Linked DNA regions of Mus musculus: region 1 is linked to region 2. A link is a contact called in ENCODE Hi-C or POLR2A ChIA-PET data. All regions are on one chromosome and are shown on one strand. Each heading gives the region's core, a stretch centred on a gene start or an enhancer-like site at or near the end of the contact. The rest is flanking DNA. Distances are from core to core; before and after follow the strand shown. Region 1 holds the start of Ftsj3 (FtsJ RNA methyltransferase homolog 3 (E. coli)). Region 2 holds the start of Ddx42 (DEAD box helicase 42).

The links. Hi-C counts contacts between places; a loop is a spot of excess contacts on that map. ChIA-PET counts read pairs that join two places held with the same protein, here RNA polymerase II (POLR2A).
Region 1: a loop to region 2 is called in a map of gastrocnemius, with 2.8 times the contacts of the local background. The contact joins the promoter of Ftsj3 here to the promoter of Ddx42 in region 2. A Hi-C loop is called at or near these places in 14 of 37 maps with a recorded cell type or tissue (CH12.LX, T-helper 1 cell, T-helper 17 cell and 6 more). POLR2A ChIA-PET finds 5 or more read pairs at or near these places in 4 of 5 experiments (Patski and embryonic stem cell).

What each region holds. Positions count from the first base shown.
Region 1 is chr11:106,254,712-106,258,077 of GRCm38, forward strand. Ftsj3 (FtsJ RNA methyltransferase homolog 3 (E. coli)) reads right to left here and starts at 1,373. Exons shown (of 21, transcript NM_025310.3): 1 at 1,050-1,373; 2 at 874-966; 3 at 609-714; 4 at 75-121. The coding sequence starts at 940. Psmc5 (protease (prosome, macropain) 26S subunit, ATPase 5) reads left to right here and starts at 1,474. Exons shown (of 11, transcript NM_008950.1): 1 at 1,474-1,503; 2 at 2,137-2,208. The coding sequence starts at 1,480.
Region 2 is chr11:106,215,347-106,218,466 of GRCm38, forward strand. It overlaps Ddx42 (DEAD box helicase 42), which reads left to right and starts at 1,580. Exons shown (of 18, transcript NM_028074.4): 1 at 1,580-1,810. Ccdc47 (coiled-coil domain containing 47) reads right to left here and starts at 1,021. Exons shown (of 13, transcript NM_026009.2): 1 at 803-1,021.

The DNA of each region.
Region 1 (3,366 bases), core at 123-2,622, 39 kb after region 2:
AGGGTGGAGGAAGATGTAGGACAAAATTAGTACCTAACCCACCCCTCCCCCTCAAATACCCAAGAGTCACCCACCTACAATAAGACTGGATACAGGCATAAACTTGGCAGCCACCTGCAGCCTGTGAAAGAGACAGATTTAAATACCTTTCATCCTCCCTTGGCAAGGTGACTTCTCATCCCCTTAAGAGGCACCTGTTAAGTGTAGTGGCCAAATGTCTATGCATACATTCAAGAAGCAACCTGCTGGGCATGGCAACACAGGGCTGCATTACCAGCCACTAAGGAGGGCAAGAGATTAAGACCAAAAGTTCAAGGCCATCCTTGGCAATTTTTCAGCGTCCCTGTCTCAAAATAAAGCAATTGGAGATATAACTCGGTGGTGGAGGGGCTGCCTAGCATGAGTTAAGTCCTTAGCATGAGTTAAGTCCTTAGGTTCAGTACCACAAGAGGGGGAAAATGACGCTCCCTTCCAAAATTTGAGAGAGACACATACTATGGAATATTTAATCTGAATTGTGTAATCGGATTCCCATCCTCCCCGAAAAGCAACTCAAAGCCAACCAGTGCCAGGAACGTGTCATCATAGCAGCCCCTGCCAAACGTTACCATCCGCCAGGCGCAGCACACAGGTCCAACAAGGCCCGGGCTTTCTGCAGGAACTGAAAGCGGCGATTGAGCTGGATCAGTTTGAAGGCAGAGCGCGAACGATAACCTGGATCGTGGAGAGTGGGTGTATAAGGCAATACCGTCTACGGAGGCCTTTCCCAGGAGGAAAGCCTCACAATCCCATAACCCCCTCGAAGGAAAAGGAACTCGGGACTAGAAGAAGCGAAAAGACGGGGATGTTGTTCCTCAGCGCGAACCCACTCACCAGTCTCCTTGGCCAAGTGATAGAACTTGTCCCGCCGGCTCTTGCCTACTTTGCCTTTCTTGCCCATGGCGGGATGGGGGAGTATCACTCACTCTGGGGAGAAAGAAAAAGGTGAGATCGTCTTTCCGAGCACTGGATCTCGCTTCGGTTCCTCAGGCGGTGGAGCAATCACTTACCCAGACGTTAGATAGCCCTTAACTCCGCAGGTTTTCAACTCTTAGGAAGCAGCACATGTAGGCAGTAATCGTACTTCCGCTTCTGCGCGCGTTTCCTACATTCCTGGCGTCATGATTTCCGCCATTTTGAGTGTGGCCAAAATTTTTTTGTCAGCAGGCCTTACAAGTTAAAAGTAGAGGCTAGGAAGTAGAGTGCAATAACTCGTATCCTAAACGCTAGGAAGCATCAACCAGAAGTTCTATATCTCTTCACAAAACTAGTGACCTCCAGTAGAGCCTCTACTAATACAGCCACTGTGTTTGTATCGCCACACACCCCGCCCATTGACCCGGAACTGTTCTCGGTGGTGACCCAGGGCGCATGCTTTCGCCTCCGCGCCTGCGCGATAGAGTGACTTGGATGCCGGCGATCCCTGCCGAGAGAGGGAAGATGGCGCTTGATGGGCCAGAGCAGGTAAGGATTCTGCCGCGGCGGCTGGGCGGCATCCAAGCTGAGTGTGGAGTGCACAAAATCTGAAGTGAGGGGTGGCCACGAGCGAGAGGGTCCAGTGGATCAGGGGTGGGTGGATCACGTCAGACCGGACTCTGCCTGGGACTGGATCTGCTGTGTCAGCGCCGCCCTGAGGAAAGCAGGACAGGGGTGGGTGGAAACTGAATGAAGCTGGCAAGCCGGAATGGCCTGGGCTTCGACCTGGACTTGGTCCCTCTGTTCTGCCTTTGTCTGTAGTAGTTAAACCCTGGGGATGTGTAGCTCTAGCCACAGGGCAGTGCGCTCGGTGGGTATATGGCCCCTTGAGACTCCTAAAAGTCCTCGAAGGTAGGCGGTAATTGCATCCTTGTAGTGGATTCAGAAATGAAGGCTTAGAACCAAGAACTAAGCCTCCGAAGTTCAAACACACAGACCTCGCCCATCGAGATACCAGTTTCTGAGGAAAAGGGAATGGTATTTTCCTGACCTTGTTTCTTAAGCTATATGGTAGAGTGCCTCGAAAATACTTTGGCTTTACCCTTTAGTACTTTATGCCTTTTCTTTTTCTTTTCTTTTCTTTTCTTCTTTTTTTTTTTTAACACTTACACTTGTCTTCAGATGGAACTGGAAGAGGGGAAGGCAGGCAGTGGACTCCGTCAATATTATCTGTCCAAGATTGAAGAACTCCAGGTGAGTACAGACAGCAAAGGGAGCTAGTGGAGGACGGGAGCTGGTAGGTGCAGATTTCTCTGTGTCCTTTTTCCACTGGGAGTGCAGCAAAGAGTTCTTTTCCAATGTTGTTCGTTTGCAGCTCTTTGCTTGTCTGTTTCTTATGTGTATATGTATATATGCCTGCGTAAGCTTATGTGTATCACATATATACAGATGTCTGTGCAAGTCAGAAGAGGGCAGTGGATCCCCTGAAACTTGAGTTACGTACAAATAGTTATGAGCTACTACAGGTGCTGAGAACTAAACCCAGGCCCTCTGCAAAAGCAGTAAGAAACCCTCTTGACTGCTGAGCCATCTCTCCAGCTCCTTTGTAGTCAGGAGGTACCAAGCTGTGTAAGGTAGATTGATAATCTCTTTGATGGGAATAGTGTTTAGTTAGGATTTTTTGTTTGTGTGCTTGCTTGCTTGCTTTTCCAGGTTTTTCGTTTTATGTGTTTGGGTGTTTTGCTTGCATCCAATGTCTGTGCCCTACATTTGCCTGTGAAGGCCAGAAGACAGTGTAGGATGCCCTAGAAGTGGAGTTATAGAAAGTTGTGAGCGGCCATGTGGGTGCTGGGAATCGAACCCAGGTTCTCTAGAGGAGCGGCTGGCTCATTTATCCACCTCTCCGGGCCCAAGAGTCAAATATTACACCTGTAAGGTTGCCACTCCAGAGCCGAGGCAGGAGCAGTGTTTTGAGTTTGAAGCCAGTCTGGATTACGTACAGCCCTGTCTGGAAAACAAAACCACCTACAGAGGAACCACTGGCCAAAGGTGGGAGTGGGAGCGAGAATGGGTTTGGGAGGGAAGCCGCAGAGAGAATGCCTGAACCTCAGGCACATTTGCAGTTCTTCCGTTTAGTTTACTTTTTCTTCTTTAGACAAATGTCTCACCATGTACCCGCAACTGACCCACAACTCCCCATGTAGACCAGGCTGGACTCAGTCTCAGAATTCGCCTGCCTCCCAGGTGCTGGGATAAAAGCATGAGCCTCCACACCCAGTATGGTTTTTATCCCTTTTTAATGCTTCTCTATGTGATTTCATCCCTCCTGGGTCTGAAATGAAGCAGGAGAGTGGATGCTGTTGTCTGTCTTCTGTTGTCTTGCCTTTGTCTTATTTTTGTTTATTTAATGGA
Region 2 (3,120 bases), core at 330-2,829:
CACAGAAGTGTTTCTAATGGAATTCATACAGGCTCCCTCAAGGTTATTTATGTTAAAATTATCCAAGCCATTTGTGCACTGGCTTTCTGATAAGACTCAGCTGGACCTGTCAACCCATTTCTCAGATGCACAGCTCTCTGCCAGGCCATCCAGCCTCTAGGACTTCTGAAGCAGAAAACACTAGACTCCAAGCCAGGCACAACATTAACACACCCATCTTGATTATCTTCCGCAAGCTCTCTCAGTAAAAAGGAGTATATGTAGCAATCATTGCTTGTCCTCCCAGGCCTCTGTGGCATCAGTCAAAATGATGAAATTTCTAGAAATGATGTAGACATTACTGTCACCTTACAAAGTAAAGTGTTGGTTACAAATAACTTGCATGTTAGAAACCTTCGGGTAAGGTCGACTCTAGAAGCGGTTGCTTCCGTGAAACTTCTAGTGTCTAGTCCTAGGTCCACCACGGAGAAGCCTAGTTCGATGCTCTTTTATTCTTCTGGCTACACACCAGATATTTTCTCAGATTTTGTCCTGTTGGTTGGGATCTACTCGAAACCTTCCCCCAAATCTTCCTAAAGCCCAACATAAAATGGAGCAGAAAAGGATGGACAGAGGTTTAGTCTTTTTTTTTTTCTTTTAATTCTGGAAAGATAAGTTGAGGGTATTGATGCATGTCACCACCGGCCGGACTTAAAGGGTTGGTTAGGAGGGAAACAGTACCTGGCTCTGCGGCCATGCAACTTAGTCACCGCTCGGCCTGGCACGGTCACACCGACTGGAATGTCATGGCCCCGCTACCTACCTGCACCCGAGGCTGCAACCGGGCCCGGGGCTCCTGAGGCCACTACCTCCAACCAGCCTGCCTTTGTCTGGTTTCTGTCTTCAGGTCGCAAAGATAATCTGCGGGCCGCGATGTCACTGAACAGCCCAGAACAGGTAGCTCAGTCACGGCACCCTACTCTTCACGTAGCTTCAGCCGTCCGTTACGTAGAATGCGTACAGCTAGTTTGCGCCTGCGCGCGGGGTGGGGGCGGGGCGCGGCCTTCAGGACATCCGCGCAAGGCGAGCTAGGGCTGCTGGGAAAATTACGTAACCCCCAGCGTCCCCTGGGCTACAAGTGCTCTAACTAGCGGAGGCTGCGTTTCTCCCGTAGGGTTCCGTCCGTCGGGTAGACGTCACTTTGATCGGATGCTCCGGAAGCTAAAGGTGGCCATAGTCTATGGGGCCATGTGGACAGAGGCATGAAGGGAAATGTTGCCCGAGTCGTGGGTTTTTTGTGTTGCTTTGGTTTTTGGCAAGGGACAAGAGCTAAGGGAAGGTGGACATTCTTATGTAAATGAAGTTTCCAATCAACACCTTATTACCTTGAGTTTTTCGGGCGGTTCCCCATCGCCGCGGCTCTCTTCATTGCAGACTCCCTCACTACACGACCCAGACACAATCCTCACCCAGGACCAGATTCCCGTCCGGGGTGTGTGACGTAGTTATGTTGCGTTCCGGAATCGGAAGAGCGGCATTAATTGGCGCCTTTCGGCAGCCGTAGCCCCAGCCCCACCCTTCGGCTCGCGCTCTACTTAGCGCGCATGTCAGACGCTCCCCCCACCCTACCCCCAGTCAGCAACGGGCCGTGAGGCGGCGGCGAAGGGGGCGGAGGAAGAGCGCGGCTGGACGCGGTCCCGCACCGCGCGTACGCAGGGCCGCGGGGGTTCTTTCGCGCCGACTGGAGTAGCAACTGCGTCTGCAGCCGCGGCAGCGGGTTTGGGTGAAGGGCTCGCCAGACGCAGTGCCGCTAGCCCGGGGGACACGAGAGGTAACTGGGGCCTGGCGAGGGCGGAGGAACCTCGGCCTCGTTTAACAAAGAATCGGCAGAGCCTGGGGACCCGGGTGGCTGCGGGGGTCCGGGCAGGGATGGGTACGCGATCTGGAGCCCCGAGGTGGCCCTCTGGAGCTACGTTGCCTTCCCACGGCTCTGCTCCTTGCACGTCTTAACGAGGCCCACTTGGCGGCTTTCCGGAGGCGGTGCTTGATGGGCTCCAGGAAGGGATTTTTCAGGGTGCTGGGCTCCGAAGCTGTGAGAGCCAGTGGAGGAGTATTGATCCTTGTAGGTAGCTGTTGGGGATTGCGGACCCACAAATGGAGGCGGGGAGGGTCTCGGTAGCGGAGGTTGACAGATTAGAAGGCTGTGATAGTCATTGATCTTTGTGAAACCTTGAGTAGATCATGATTAACATCATCACCATAGTTACAAACTTTTTGCGGCCTACTTGAGCCTACCTGATTTGAATAATATATATGGGTTGAAAACCTGTATCAGAATCGTAAGGAAAAAATTATACTAGTCAAGTTTGGAAGCATATATAAACTTTTCTGTCATCTTAGCTTTTTCCCTTTTCACCCCTACCCCTTTAGGCTGTGGTTTTGTGGCTTTCCTACTGTGTTGTTGTTGTTGTTACTATTTGCAAGTGTTATTTCTGTATTGTCTCCTACACATACCTGAACAGCTATTAAGCTGAACAATTATTAAGTAGAGTAGATATTATGTCTTTTTCTTTTTCTTTTTTTTCTTCCTTCGAGACAGGGTTTCTCTGTAGCCCTGGCTGTCCTGGAATTCACTCTATAGACCAGGCTGGCCTCGAACTCAGAGATCCACCTGCCTCTGCCTCCCAAGTGCTGGGATTAAAGGCGTGCATCACCACCCGTCGTGGGTGGTAGGTTATGTCTTAATTCGTTTAAACTTTGTAGAGTCCAATCCTGTTCTGACAGGTGGGAAGTGAACAGTAAGTCTGATATAAAAATTTATTCTTCCAGGGCGAAAATGTTATTTTACTTTACCTAGAAGGAGAATTGCAGTGATTCATTTAAAAATAAAATTGTTATTGCCTTGCCTCTGTGCCTGTTCTCTCTTGAATTGCTTAAGTGTTAAATCTATGACCACTGCACTCATGAGACTCTTTATATACATTTTTTGGACGTATTATTTTGTTTGTCTTTGTTTTTGTTTTTTCAAGACAGGGCTTTTCTGTATAGCTCTTGTTGTTCTGGAACTCACTCTGTAGACCAGGCTGGCCTGGAACTCAGAAATCTGCCTGCCTCTGCCTCCCAAGTGCTGGGATTAAAGGC